Linked DNA regions of Homo sapiens: region 2 is linked to region 1. Evidence: chromatin loops called from intact Hi-C (ENCODE). Cell type or tissue: Caco-2. All regions are shown on one strand.

What was found. Peaks named below come from ENCODE experiments on the same cell type or tissue, not always from the same donor. Only the 100,000 strongest peaks of a DNase experiment are listed, where the experiment ranks them.
Region 2: it touches region 1 in a loop (5-fold over the local background); 5 of 110 quality-filtered maps call a loop at or near these places.

The regions. Positions count from the first base shown.
Region 1 is chr14:44,909,301-44,917,300 of GRCh38, forward strand. It overlaps LOC101927418 (a long non-coding RNA gene), which reads right to left and starts at 2,617. Exons shown (of 3, transcript NR_110050.1): 1 at 2,457-2,617. In Caco-2, a CTCF peak has its summit at 4,545; no DNase peak of the experiment used is centred here.
Region 2 is chr14:45,207,719-45,215,718 of GRCh38, forward strand. MIS18BP1 (MIS18 binding protein 1) reads right to left here. Exons shown (of 17, transcript NM_018353.5): 14 at 2,662-2,810. Among named protein-coding and RNA genes, the nearest start is that of MIS18BP1, 41 kb to the right of the region's middle. In Caco-2, no CTCF peak of the experiment used is centred here; DNase peaks (open chromatin) are centred at 4,733 and 6,223.

The DNA.
Region 1 (8,000 bases):
CACCTGGACAGCCTCCTCGCTATGGTCTGAATGATGGTCTCCCTTTCAAAATTTACATTGAGCTTAATCCCTATGGTGGTGGTACTGAGAGCTGGGACGTTTGGGGAGGTTTGGGGAGGCTTTGCCCTCATGAGTGAGATGAATTGCCCTTATAAATGGACTTTTTTTTTTTTTTTTTTTTGAGACAGGGTTTCACTGTGTCACCCAGGCTGGAGTGCCACGGCACAATCATGGCTTATTGTAGCCTCAACCTGCTGGGCTCAAGTGATCCTCCCACCTCAACCTCCCAAGTTGCTGGGACTACAGACATGCACCACCAAATCCCCTTAATTTTAAAAAATTTTTTGTGGAGACAGGGTCTCTGTATGTTTCCCAGGCTGGTCTCAAACTCCTGGGCTCAAGTAATCCTCCTGCCTCAGCCTCCCAAAGTGCTGGGATTATAGGCATGAGCCACCGTGCCCAGCCAGTAATGGGCTTGACAGAGTGAGTTTGACCCTTTCGCCCTTTTTCCTCCTGCTATGTGATAATGCAGCAAGAAAACCCGTATCAGATGCTGGCATCTCCATCTTAATTTTCCCAACTTCCAGAACTGTAAGAAATACATTTCTCTTCTTTATAAATTACCAAATCTCAGGTGTTTTGTTATAGCAGCACAAATGAACTAAGACACTCCTTTAACCTCAAATTTAATTTGATCCTGGGGAGAAAACAGCCTTTTACTCTATCTCTTGTAGCTGAGGGGGAGGAAGTTAGTAAGAAGCCATCTGTAACTAGATAATTTCTTTATATGCTGAGGATGTAATTAGATTATTTATCCTCAAATGAGCAATCAGTTCCATTGTTTATCCACTGTTTTCTCAATAAGATCTTCTGCAAGGTATCAGGAGGAATATTGCTTAAAAATGAAAAGGTGAGCTGCTTCGGCAGGAACCTCAAAAAGGGTGTGGAATGGAACAGGAGCTTTGGGAGCAAATTAGCTGCGTAGGCAAGTTAGCCATAGTAGAATCAGAAACTTGCTATTTATACAAGTTGGATGGATTTTCATTACTTGTTTTATCTTTGAGTTTTATTTTATTTATTATCTATTTATTTTTGAGACGGAGCTTTGCTCTGTCGCCCAGGCTGAAGTGCAGTGGCATGATCTTGGCTCACTGCAACCTCCGCCTCCCGGATTCAAGCAATTCTCCTGCCTCAGCCTCCTAAGTAGCTGAGATTACAGGTAAGTGCCACCACGCCCGGCTAATTTTTGTATTTTTAGTAGAGTCGGGGTTTCACCATGTTGGCCAGGCTGGTCTCAAACTCCTGACCTCAGGTGAGCCACCTGCCTCGGCCTCCCAAAGTGCTGGGATTACACATGTAAGCCAGCGTGCCCGGCCTATCTTTGAATTTTATAAACACTCATTTCGCAATATGAATATAAAATAATATGTAAATCAGTAATACAAAAGAAGTTTGAAGAAGAAAATAAAGGTCATCCATAACTTCTCCACCATCATTTCTTCCATCCATAATTTACACAATTATGATTACATAATCCAGTGATTGGCTCACACTGGTAAAGACTTTTTGGAAAGTCTAGCATGGCTCTACAGTACTGAAGAGAACCAAGAACCAAGGAGTTAGGGCTTGGAAGGAAGAAGTGTATACTCCTGGAGGCCAGCATAGTGGTGATAGAGATAATTAACATGACAAAACTCCAAGAGGAAAGTAAGACTCAGGAAAACAGCTGTGGCCACCTGTTCAGGCATTTCTTTTCACCCGGACACTTGCTTTCAAAAACATTTGTCTTCTTAAACCTTCAATAACTCATTCTTTTATTTTACAAAGGATATCATTCCTTTACAATCCTCTACCTACATCTTAATCATAGTATCCCGGGTGCTGAAGTTTGGAAGCAAGACCAGGATGGAATAAATTGTCCCCAAATAGATACAACCAAATAGACTTTCTGTTTTCCTGTTAACCTAATACAGAGTTGTAACAAAGAAAGATTAAAATACACTCAACGTAATTAGCTTTAAGGGCAGGGTGGACAAAATCTGAGAGAGTTTTTGAAGAGGAGAGAAGCAGATACAGTAAGTATCTCCGCATACCCAACATATGAGAATTTTAGGGCAGTGGAAAGGGATTGGGAAGGAGAAAAAACACAAGAGAGCTGACCTGAGCTCAAGTTAAGAAGAGACCAGGTTAAGGCTTGGAGAAAATGGCCCACCAGCTAGGAAAATCCTTTCCCAAGCAGGCTAGGTTTGATTTGGGGGCTGCAAACTAGAACAAGGTAATATCAGACATATTTTCTCTGCAGCATTCATTTAATATATACTTATTGAGTATCTACCATTTGCTACTTGAATTAGATATGCTTTCAGCCCTGGAAGAGTATACATGCCTACAGCGGGAGAAAAATGAGTAAAACAATGATGACAGTATAAAACGAAATACTATGGCAGGGTAGGTACCTGGGGCTTTGAGAGTACACAGGAGGGACAACTCTGAAAACAACCGCTGTGAGGTTTTTGAACCAGGCCTTTCACAGTAGCTGCCCACCACTCCCGGAGGAGATCTGTAAAGGAAAAAGATTACAGATTCTTCAGCTTGTGATTTCAAAGACAATTATACAGTACTATTTCCTCTACCTCTACAATTACAGAGTACTATTTCAAAGACAATTATATAGTACTGAGAGGTGACAACGTGCTAGCAGTCCTCGCTCTCTCTCCGCGCCTCCTCGGCCTCGGCGTCCACTCTGGCCGCGCTCAAGCAGTGGCCGCGCTCAAGGACCCCTTCAGCCGTCCGCTGCGCTGGAGGGGTCCCACTATGGGACTGGCCGAGGCCGCAGCCGGCTCCCTCTCCTCGCAGGGAGGTGTGGAGAGAAAGGCGCGGGCGGGAGCCGGTGCTGCACGCGGTGCTCACGGGCCGGCGCCGGTTCCGGGTGGGCGCTGGGCTAGGCGGGCCCGCACTCGGAGCGGCCGGCCGCGCCACCGGCCACCAGCAGTAAGGGGCTTAGCACCGGGGCCAGCAGCTGCGGAGGGTGCCCCGGCTCCCCCAGCACGGCAGGCCCGCCCGCGCCGCGATCGAATTCTCGCCGCGCCTCACCCGCCTCCCCGCAGGGCAAGGCTCGGGACCTGCAGCCCACCATGCTTGAGCCCCCTCACCGTTGGCTCCCGCGCGGCTGGAGCCTCCCCGACGGGCGCCGCCCCCTGCTCCACGACGGCCGGACCCATGGACCGCGGAAGGGCTGAGAAGTGCGGGCGTGGGGCGTGTGTCCGGCTGGCAGCTCCGCCAGCGGACCTACACCAGACCCACTAGGGAAGCCAGCTGGGTTCCTGAGTGGGGTGGGCACTTGGAGAACTTTTATGTCTAGCTAAAGGTTTGTAAATGCACCAATCAGCACTTTGTGTCTATCTCAAGGTTTGTAAACGCACCAATCAGCACCCTGTGTCTAGCTCAAAGTTTGTAAACGCACCAATCAGTGCTCTGTGTCTAGCTAATCTAGTGGGGACTTGGAGAACTTCCTTGTCTAGCTAAAGGATTATAAATGCACCAATCAGTACTCTGTGTCTCGCTCAAGGTTTGTAAACGCACCAATCAGCACCCTGTCAAAATGGGCCAATCAGCTCTCTGTAAAATGGGCCAATCAGCTCTCTGTAAAATGGGCCAATCAGCTCTCTGTAAAATAGACCAATCAGCAGGATGTGGGTGGGGTCAGATAAGGGAATAAAAGCAGGCAGCTGGTTTTTGTCCTCTTCCAGGCTGTGGAAATTTTGTTTTTTTGCAGTTTGCAGTAATCTTCCTGTTGCTCGCTTTTTGGGTCCGTGCTGCCTTTATGGGCTCTAACACTTACCATGAAGGTTTGCAGCTTCAGTCCTGAAACCAGCAACACCAGGAACCCACCAACTCCGGACACAGTACTATTTCTTCTACCCCCAAAGCCTAACTGCCATTATTTCTACTAGAATGCTATAAGCCTTACATTTAAAGATAAAAAATTTTCAAACACCTTCAAATTTTAAGAAAATATGTCACAGCTAAAGTAATCCACACAAATTAACCTCAATTTTTTTCTCTTTCTGATAATAGGGAATATGTGAGAGGGTCACTTGGGATAAGCCTTCTTTACTAGTAGTAGTAGTAGTGGTAGTAGTAGTAGTGGTAGTAGTATTTTGAGACAGAGTCTGGCTCTGTGGCCCAGGCTGGAGTGCAGTGGTGCAATCTCGGTTCACTGCAACCTCCGCCTCCCGCGCTCAAGCAATTTTCGGGCTCAAGCCTTCCGAGTAGCTGGGACTGCAGGGGCTCGCCACCATGCCTGGCTAATTTTTTTGTGTTTTAGTAGAGATGGGGTTTCACCATGTTGGCCAGGTTGGTCTCGAAACGCTAGCCTCCAGTTGATCCACCCGCCTCGGCGTTAAAAAGTGCTGGGATTATACAGGCGTGAGCCCTTGCGCCCCGCCGGGCCTTCTTTAAGCACTTGGTAAATGTCCGCTGGAATTCTGAAGGAAAAGGACTGATTCCCAGCTCCTGCAGTATTCTTCAAAAACACTAGGTGGTAGAAGCTCCACGGCATAGAATGTAAAGGACCTGGAGAGAAAACAATACCTGAACTTTTTTGGCCTTAAAAGTATTCACCTACTTTTAGTGTGTGTATGTGTGACAGAGTCTCGCTCTGTTGCCCAGGCTGGAGTGCAATGGCGCAGCTCACTGCAACCTCTGCCTCCCGGGTTCAAGCCATTCTCCTGCCTCAGCCTCTCGAGTAGCTGGGACTACAGGCATGTGCCACCATGCCTGGCTAATTTTTTTATTTTTAGTATTTTGTATTTTGTGTTTTAGTATTTTTAGTACAAAAATTGTACTGTTGGCTAGGCTGGTTTCAAACTCCTGACCTCAAGTGAACTACCCGCCTTTGCCTTCCAAAGTGCTGGGATTACAGGTGTGAGCCACCACGACCAGCTATTAACTTACTTTATAATTTGGGTGATGCGAGCAAATTTTCCTTCTGTTCTGTGATACTACCTACTCATAAGTCGGGGGAAATATACAACCAAGATGCGTTTGATAAAGTTGGCTGTGCTCTCTGCCAACATTCCCGCTAAAATATTATTTGTAAACTGACCCCTGGGGTTTCTTCACCTATTTCCTCCCAACCCTCATGGCTTCTGAAATTTCCCCCTCTTCCTTCAGCTCTCTTTTTGAGAAGGCTTAGGAATTTTATCCTCAGCAAGCTTATAAAATGCCAGAAGACCTAATTTAGGATTGTCCTTTTTCACCCAGGAAAAAGACTGGATTTGCAGACTAAGTGAATCATGCTATATGATCAATGAATTATCTCTTTTATCATTAGTTCTTGATTGATTGTGTTTTCAGGCTGTCGAGGAAAGGCAAGAATATGGCAGTTAAATCCGGATTTTGAAGTTAGATTGCCTGGATTCAAATCCAGGCTCAGTCATGGGCTGTGTAGCTTTGGGCATGTGACTTAACCTATTTGTTTCCTCACTGTAAAGTGGAGATAATACTAGAATATATCTCATAAGGTTGTAGTGAGGATTAAATGAATTACTATATATAGCACTTACTGCCTGACACATAGTAAGCACTATGAAAGTGCTAGCTGCTGAGGCAGGAGAATAGGGAATTAGGGTAACCAAGGGTTAATGCATAAGCAAAAGAACAGCAGGCGCAGATAGTTCTAGGCAAGATTAGGCAGCATACAGGCTACATCTTGGCTCCTGTGATAACAAGACAGAAGTTTCCGCTTCAATCTGTGATTGACTGCAGGGCAAGCCTCCACTTCAGCCTCTGGTTGGTCGTAGGCCAATCCTTCATAGGGTGTAACCAACTGGAGGCCTCCAAATGTTATGTAGGGGTGTTGCCCATGTTCTTTTGGCTTTATAAAAACCTTGGGGAGCATTTCAGTAGCGGGACTCTTGAGCTGCCTCTTGAAGCCCATTCCCAGTCTGTGGAATGTACTTTCACTACAATGAATCTGTGTTTTCATTACTCTATTCTTTTGTTGCTTTGTCTTTTGTTGTTTCTTTCTTTTGTTACTTTGTGTATTTTGTTCAATTCTTTGTTCAACACGCCAAGAACCTGGACAATTCACAGTTAAGAACTTCCCACCCAGTAACATTACCATTATGGATTCCTCTTTCAATATTTTATTAAGAAATTACAGCAAATTAGTGTGTAGTGTTGTTGCAGAAAATTAAATTCTATGCAAATATTTCAAGTTTGTTGGCTGAAAACCATTGCTGGTATTTCTGTGGAAATGAAGATCACAGAACAAATTACAATGTAAAAATAGTTTTAAAAAGTTAAATACATGAATTAGTTTAAAATGCAAGAACAAAGCAAAGCAAAAATTTGAAGAGAAAGTGAATAAAGTTTCCTAGACATCAAATGGTAAAATATCCCATATTGTTCCTGTTCAAAATCTTTAACCATTTAACCACCAGATACTATCCAAAATTGTTTATCCCCCTACCATAGTCTTCAGTGTTTATGTCTGCCCACAATTCATATGTTGAAACTCTCATCCCCAAAATGATGGCATTAGGAGGTGGGGCAAGGCAATTAGGTCATGACAGTGGAGCCCTCCTGGATGGGATTAGTGCCCTTAGAAAAAAGACCCAAGAGAGATGCCACACTCCTACTACCATGTGAAGGCATAGCAAGATTACGCCTATGAACCAGAAAAAAAGTGTTCTTACCAGAAACCAAATCTGCCTTTATCTTGGACTTCCCAGCCTCCAGAACTGTGGGAAATAATTTCTGTTGCTTATAAGCTACTCAGTTTATGGTATTTTGTTACAGCAGTCCAAATGAACTAAGATACCACCATGTATACATACACATATACACACTATATATGTGTGTATATACACACACATATACACACTATATATGTGTGTATATACACACACATATACACACTATATATGTGTGTACACACACACACACACACTATATATGTGTGTACACACACACACACATACACACTATATATGTGTGTACACACACACACACATACACACTATATATGTGTGTACACACACACATATACACACTATATATGTGTGTACACACACACACATATACACACTATATATGTGTGTACACACACACACATATACACACTATATATGTGTGTACACACACACACATATACACACTATATATGTGTGTACACACACACACATATACACACTATATATGTGTGTACACACACACACATATACACACTATATATGTGTGTACACACACACACATACACACTATATATGTGTGTACACACACACACATACACACTATATATGTGTGTATACACACACACATATACACACTATATATGTGTGTATACACACACATATACACACTATATATGTGTGTATACACACACATATACACACTATATATGTGTGTATTCACACATATACACACTATATATGTGTGTGTATACACACATATACACACTATATATGTGTGTATACACACATATACACACTATATATGTGTGTATATACACACACATATACACACTATATATGTGTATACACACACATATACGCACTATATATGTGTGTATACACACACATATACGCACTATATATGTGTGTATACACACACATATACGCACTATATATGTGTGTATATACACACACATATACGCACTATATATGTGTGTGTATATACACACACATATATGCACTATATATGTGTGTGTATATACACACACATAAATACACTATATATGTGTGTGTATATACACACATATATACACTATATATGTGTGTGTATACACACATATATACACTATGTGTGTGTACACATACATATATACACTGTGTGTGTACACTCACATATATACACTGTGTGTGTACATATATACACTATGTGTGTGTACACTCACATATATACACTGTGTGTGTACATATATACACTGTGTGTACACTCACATATATACACTGTGTGTGTACACACATATACACTGTGTGTACACACATATATAC
Region 2 (8,000 bases), 300 kb after region 1:
TGTCTTTGAAGACAAAGAGTTTTTCACTTCTGAAGTGATATAACTGTTTGATTACTTAAAACTGTTATGAAAAGTACGTCAATTACTAGAGCTAGTAAAGTCAGAGAGAGTGAAGAAGCCTAAGAAAATCATTTTTTTAAGAAAAAAGTTTCAGACAATATAGATTCATAACATAAGTGAATCTATCGTGTTTCTTTAATTGTAAAAGTGACATAAATGGACAGAAAATATCCCCCAAAACAAAAAACAAAAACCCACAACCCACACTGGTGTCATTCTACAACCTAGAAAGAATGGCTGGTGATGTGTAAGTTAAGAAATTTCCTTCCTTACGAATTTGTTACATAAAATTGGGATCATGCTGAATGTAGTTTTCCTAGCTTTTGAAAACTACTATCCACTGGACATTTTTCTGTCATTAAATTCTTGAAGACATGATTTGTTTCATATTCCATTATATGGATAAATCTTAATTTATAACTTTCCTTATTTTTGGATGTTTTGGTCATTCTCAAACTTTCAGTATTATGTTTTATGATGAACATCTGTGTTCCAAATCTCATATTTCCTTAAAGTGTCTAATAAAATTCAACGGCCAAAAGGATGAAGTTGTTTTTTTTTTTTTTTTTTTGGAGACGGAGTCTCGCACTGTCACCCAGGCTGGAGTGCAATGGCGTGATCTCGGCTCACTGCAACCTCTGCCTCCCGGGTTCAGGTGATTCTCCTGCCTCAGCCTTCTGAGTAGCTAGGATTACAGACACACACCACCACATCCGGCTAATTTTTTGTATTTTTAGTAGAGATGGGGTTTCACTATGTTGGCCAGACTGGTCTCGAACTTCTGACCTTGTGATCCGTCGGCCTCAGCCTCCCAAAGTGCTGGGATTACAGGTGTGAGCTACCGCGCCCGGCCACGGATGAATATTTTAAGGCTTTTGATGAACTGGTCAAAGTGCTTATCAAAAAATTTGTCCAAAATAGTATTCTCAGTATGCTTTCCCCTGCACTAAATACTAAAAATAATTTTTAGATGCCTAGGAAAATTATATTTTTATCCAATAAGTGCAAATTAAAATTTTAGCAATTTAGCAAGCTTCCTGAGAGTACTGAATAGTTTTTTTCTCAGTCACTATTATCTTGCTTCTGCCTCTCATTCTGTGGAAATTGCTCTAAGATCAGCAATGGCCTCTTACTTGCCAAATGGAATAGCCTATTTTCAGGCCTCATTCTTACTATTTTCCATCTTTTTTTGGTGACATTTTATTGTTAGTCACCCCTACTTTTTTCTTAATTTTATTTATTTATATGTTTCAAATTGTTCTTGTATTCACATGGTTCAAAATTCAAAAGCCCCCCTCTCCTTCCTCCAGCTACCTTAGTTCTCCCTAAGGATCACCAATGTTTTGGTTTCTTATGCATCCTTTTATAAAGACTTAATCTAATAAAAGCAATTATACACACACACACACACACAAGTATATACATATATGCATACATACATATAGCTTCTATTTACACAAACAGTAGTATATTATTCACTGCATCTACCTTTGTTTCATTTAATATATCTTAGGCATTTTATCATAATAGCAATAAAAAATATCTTCATTAATTTCTTTTTTTTTTGAGACAGGATCTCACTCTGTTGCCCAGGATGGAGTGCAATTGTTGCAATCACAGCTCACTGCAGCCTACACCTCTGGGACTCAAGCAATCCTTCTACATCAGCCTCCCTAGTAGCTAGGGCCACAGGCTTGCCCCACTGCATCCTGCTAACATTTTTGGGTTTTTTTTGTAGAAATGGGGTCTTCCTATGTTGCCCATGCTGGTCTTGAACTCCTGGGCTCAAGTGATCCTCCCAAAGTGCTGGGATTACAGGCTTCAGCCACTGTGCCTGGCTCTTCATTAATTTCTATGACTATATAATGGACCAGAGTTCATTTAATTAGTCCCTACTGATAGATTTTTGAGGTACTGCCATTTAAACAATGCTACAATGAATAAGCTGTACATTCACAATTCTATAAGTAAAATTCCTAAGTCAAAGGGCATGTGCATTTATAATTTTGATACTTACAAATTGTTGCTGCAAAGATCGCACTACTTTACCTTCTCACTAGCAATGCACAAAAATTAACAATGCATTCCTTGTTAGTTTGTAGGAATGCTGTATATATTACGGAAATTAGCCTTTTGCCTGTGACAAGTTGCATATATTCTTTTCTCAGGTTGTCTTTTGTTTGTAGTGGTTGGTACCAGGTAAAATTTGTTAAACATTTTTACACAGTTGACTTTATTCATCTTTTCATTAATGGCTTGTAGGTTTTATAGTATAGTTAGAAAGACCATCACTAATCTGGTATTATAAAATAATTCTCCAAGGTTTCTTTAGTTTTTTTTTTTTAAAGTTTTTTACAAGTAAAACCTTGATCCATTTCGAATTGATCCAGAAGTAAATGTGGGTTATATCACAATGCTGTTTATTGAATAGCACCCCGATTTGATGAACTTGTCCATCCTTAACTTCTAGAAACTACACATTCTTGATTTTTTAAATAATGCCTCTTCCCATTACTGGCATCTATGGTCCTCATGAAATGTTTAAATGTTCCTCACTACTCTGATGCAGAGAATTAACATATCATATGCATGAATATTTACCTATTTATAGAACCTAGCATGCCAGGACTGACATGCTGACATTGAGGAGTTTTTACCAATGGAAAGATAACTGATGATGGAGTTGTTGGATTTTTGTCCATATTTGGCAGAATATCATCATCATCTTCACTGTCCTGGAAACTTGGCAACTAGAAAACAAGTATTTATTATCAGCAGGCACCCCATAAAAGGTATTTTCTCATTATCACAAAATAGTTTTGGAGGACTGATAAGTTGGTTCTTCTTGTAACTTTCCAAGTTAGATAATTAAAAACAGTAGTACGTAGAGGAGTAGAGGCTAGAGGAACTCCATTTTAGATGCTAATTCACCATGCTGACTTCTGATTAAACCTGGATCTGGAAATGCCTCTAAGATTTCTACCTCCATATACTTACTGGAAATCTTGTCCTTAGGTCAAAACAACCTTGGTGTTATCGTAAACACATACTTACCATAAATACAGCCCTTAGGCAAATTCCCTATGGTATATAAACCCTGGGTCTGGGGGGATAACAGTGCCCAAATCCACCATCTTGAGGCCACCCAAGAGATGGCTTCTGCTCAAAAGTCTCTATTAAATGTTTCTGAGAAACTGGATTTGTCACCCTCTTTATTCAGCCTGTAACCGAGTAGCGTGGCTTCAAACCATGTTTTAAAACTTTTTTCTTTCTTTCTCCCCAATTTTAAGATATAACTTTGAGATAAACTACATGTGTTTCCATTCATCTTGAAATACAGCCTCAAAATGTGAACCTCCGTTTCTTTACCCATTCTATGCTCCCATGCCTTATGCACATGTTTTTACCTAGACGCTTTTTAAGTGCACACCATGCTCATTTATCTGGTCATGTATTTCCTTAGAAGCTTCAGGGGCCGGATCCTGGCATAAACTGGATACCTCCAGAATTCTCTCCCCAGTCAAGGCCAAAACTCACTCCCATCTAGAAATTTACTGCAAGATTTACTACAATTAATTTGTAACCTGGTTGAGCCCAGGATGGTGCTGGCCCCTTCACCAAATGGAATAATATTTCAAGATAAGCTGTTGGAGCAGATTGAGCCACCTAACACCTCCTAACCCCCTCCTCTCCTGCATTCCAAATCATTCTCTCTTTAAAAACTCCTATGTTCACTCCACAAATTGAAGACTGGAATTTCTGGAATTTCACCCACACTTCCCTTTGCTGGCACAGATAATAAAACTCTATCACACCTTGCTCTTGTTATATTGGCTTCTTTTTACAAGCGGCAAGTAGTTGGACCCCTATTGCTGGTTACAATTTTTGGTGGCCCATACAGGGAGCCCTGTGTATTCACAGGAGGCTCCAGACACACCTATCTGATCTTCTGTTGGATAGGGCCATGGAGCCACCTGTGAGTGCCAGCTGCTCATGGCTAGCTGACCCTGTAGTAAGAACATTAGGGGAGCTTCCAGCAATAGCCAAGGTGCCTTTGTCTTGCAGAACCTCCTTTTCTATTTCTGTCACAGCATCTGCTGCTTCCAAAGCTTCACTGATACAAAGAGAATGTGACATTTTGAAGAAGTCGACAAATGTTGGAACCAGGTGAGCTGCTGATGTGCACCCAGCCTCCCTCTGCCTCTTTTAGGGTGTTGCTGGGGCTCTGCTCTGTTTAGACTTAGCTGTTGGTGTCACCATTTGGCCATTTTTTTGCATTTGTATTTGTGGCACCCTCAGGGCTTTGCTCACATTGGACTGTCCCCTGGGGAGGGCCGTTTGAAACTGAGGCAAGGAGTTTGGAACTCTACCCAGCCCTCTTAACTGGGGATTTGTTTGGAGGCAGTGCACCATTTGTTTGCAGTGTAGGTGTGTAACCTTAATGTGTGTATGGGCCCTAATCTCTCTCTCTCTTCCTCCATCTTTTCTATTCCTCCCAGCTCCATCCCACTGACTAAATTGGAAACAAGCCATCTACAGCCTAAACTCCCCTGGGCCATAAACACCGTTAGCTTCCTCCAGCTGGAAATAGCTAACCTTGACTGGTGACTTGCAGAAGTGGGAATGTTACAGCAGGTTAACTAGTCAGGGATAAGCAAGGAATGAGAGGGCCTCCCCACCCCCCACCAGGAATGTTGTTAGGCGACCATCCTGTGATGGTCAGGTGGTTGTTAACTGTGTCTCTAAAATAATACTTAATCGCAGCCAGCACCAGGGAAAAGCAATCTCTCAATAAACAGAAACACCTAAAATTGGTGATCAGCAGCTTCCTCATAAGATCTCAGAAACTGGGCAAGTGGGCTCAAGCATGTGCATTAAGAGGAAAAATGGAGGAGTTTAACTGGTATATGACCTCCTAAGGACATCCGACTGGTAAGGGAGAAAGCCTCAAGTGAGCCTGTGTATAAATCCAGTAAACACACTGTAACTTGCTCCCCTCCCAAGTGCTAGCACGCCACTGGGCATGCAGACAGCCCGCCCCAAGGTTAGAATCCGGGGAGAAGGAACACAAGACCCCCAGAAGCATGCCAACATATAAAACCCCAAGTCACAAAGTTAAACCATGCTTCAAGTCACCTGCTTGGCCCTCTTCTGAGAGTACTTTCTTTCCTTTGCTTCCTGCTTTAAAGTGTTTTAATAAACTTTCATTCCTGCACTAAAACTTGCCTCAGTTTCTCCTTCTGCCTTATGTTTCCTTGGTCAAATTCTCTTTTTAAAAAATTTTTATAAGTATTATTTAACAAAAAATGGAGACGGAGTCTCCCTATATTGCCCAGGCTGGTCTTAAGCTCCTAGGCTCAAGGGATCCTCCTACCTCGGCCTCCCAAAGTGCTGGGACTACAGGCATAAGCCAGCACACCCGGCCAGAATTGTTTCTTCTGAGGAGGTAAGAATTGTGGTTTCTGCAGACCCGTATGGATTTGCTGCCAGTAACAGGAGGGATTCATCCTACACTGTATAGGTCTAAGGTGCTGAGGCTCTCCCTGACAGAAGATAAACAAGAATGATGGGGGTCTGCAGGTTGCACAGGTTTAGGCTATGTCTGTTAGAAATTTTAAGGTCAAGGAACAAGGACAAGGACAGAGCCTTAGCCTTTAAAAGACTTAATTTCTCTTGTGTAAAACAGAGATAATAACACCTATTTCTGAAGGTTATGTAGACCAGAGGTCAGCAAATGTTTTCTGTAAATAATCAGATAGGGAATATTTTAGGTTTTGTGGTCCAGTCTCTGTCCTAACTACTCAACTCTGCACCGTAGCATGAAAGTAGCCATAGACAATATACAAACAAATCTGACCCTTCGTATCAACAGAACAAAACAAAACTCTAATTCACTTACTATTATGCTTAGCCGTTAGTAGGAACCCAAGCAGTGTTAACCATTGTGGGGAAAAGAAAGAGAGATCAGACTGTTACTGTGTCTATGCAGAGAGAAGTAGACATAAGAGATTTCATTTTGTTCTGTACTAAAAAATTCTTCTGCCTTGAGATGCTGTTAATCTGTAACCTTAGCCCCAATCCTGTGCTCACAGAGACATGTGCTGTGTTGACTCAAGGTTTAATGGATTTAGGGCTATGCAGAATGTGCTTTGCTAAAAAAGTGCTTGAAGGCAGTATGCTTGTTAAAAGTCATCACCATTCTCTAATCTCAAGTACCCAGGGACACAATACACTGCAGAAGGCCACAGGGACCTCTGCCTAGGAAAACCAGGTATTGTCCAAGGTTTCTCCCCATGTGATAGCCTGAGATATGGCCTCGTGGGAAGGGAAAGACCTTACTGTCCCCCAGCCCCACACCCATAAAGGGTCTGTTTTGAGGAGAATTAGTAAAATAGGAAGTCCTCTTTGCAGTTGAGATAAGAGGAAGGTATCTGTCTCCTGCTCGTCCCTGGGCAATAGAATATCTCAGTGTAAAACCCGACTGTATGTTCTATTTACTGAGATAGGAGAAAACCGCCTTAAGGCTGGAGGTGAGACATGCTAGTGGCAATACTGCTCTTTAATGCACTATATGTGCACATCAAGGCACAGCACCTTTTCTTAACCTTGTTTATGACACAGAGACCTTTGTTTACATGTTTTCCTGCTGACCCTCTCCCCACTATTACCCTACTGTCCTGCCATATCCCCCTCTCTGAGATGGTAGAGATAATGATCAATAAATACTGAGGGAACTCAGAGACCAGGGGCGCCGCCCGGGGCCTCAGCAGGGGGCCTTGTATGCTGAGTGCCGGTCCCCTGGGCCCACTTTTGTTTCTCTATACTTTGTCTCTGTGTCTCTTTCTTTTCCCAGTCTGTCGTCCCACCTGTCGAGAAATGCCCACAGGTGTGGAGGGGCAGGCCACCCCTTCAAACTATGTCACAGAAAATGATATAATTTGTTGCTGTCTATTTCTACTTTAGTTCTGTTCTTTACATTTTTATTTTTTTGAGATGGAGTTTCGCTCTTGTTGCCCAGGCTGGAGTGCAATGGTGCCTTCTCAGCTCACTGCAACCTCCCACTCCTGGGTTCAAGCGATTATCTCACCTCAGCATCCCCAGTAGCTGGGATTACAGGTGCCCACCACCATGCCAGCTAATTTTTGTATTTTTAGTAGAGACGGGGTTTCACCATGTTGGCCAGACTGGTCGCAAACTCCTGATCTCAGGTGATCTGCCCACCTTGGCCTCCCAAAGTGCTGGGATTACAGGCGTGAGCCACCATGCCCGGCAGTTCTGTTCTTTATGATGCTACTATTGCATTTAGGCTAAAATATACATATATAGAACCTGAAATGATGGTGGGATAAAGGGTACAACCCCTAGTGGACCATAGCGTTTTGAAGAAAACATTGTCAGGGCCTCTGGTGGCTCTCTTAAAAGACTTCCCTCTATAATCAGTGTAAGCAAAAAGGGGGCCCAGTTAATGATGTTATTAAACTTTATAAAGCATTGTGTAGCCTTTTTAAATTGAAGATAATTTTATGACAAGAAATTGGTAGATGAAAAAATTACCCTTATGTCTAGCTCACTAACACAACTGTTTGAATTTTTATACTCAATAGTCCAATTGTCTGTTATCCACACATTTCTGCATTACTTTAATCTTAATAATTTTTTTTTCTCTTTTTGAGATGGAGTCTTGCTGTCGCCAGGCTGGAGTGCAGTGGCTGCAACCTCTGCCTATGGGGTTCAAGTGATTCTCCTGCCTCAGCCTCCCAAGTAGCTGGGATTATAGGTGCATGCCACCACACCCATCTAATTTTTGTATTTTTAGTAGAGACAGGGTTTCACCATGTTGGCCAGAATGGTCTCGATCTCCTGACCTCATGATCCACTCTTCTTGGCCTCCCAAAGTGTTGGGATTACAGGTGTGAGCCACTGCACCCGGCTTTTTTTTT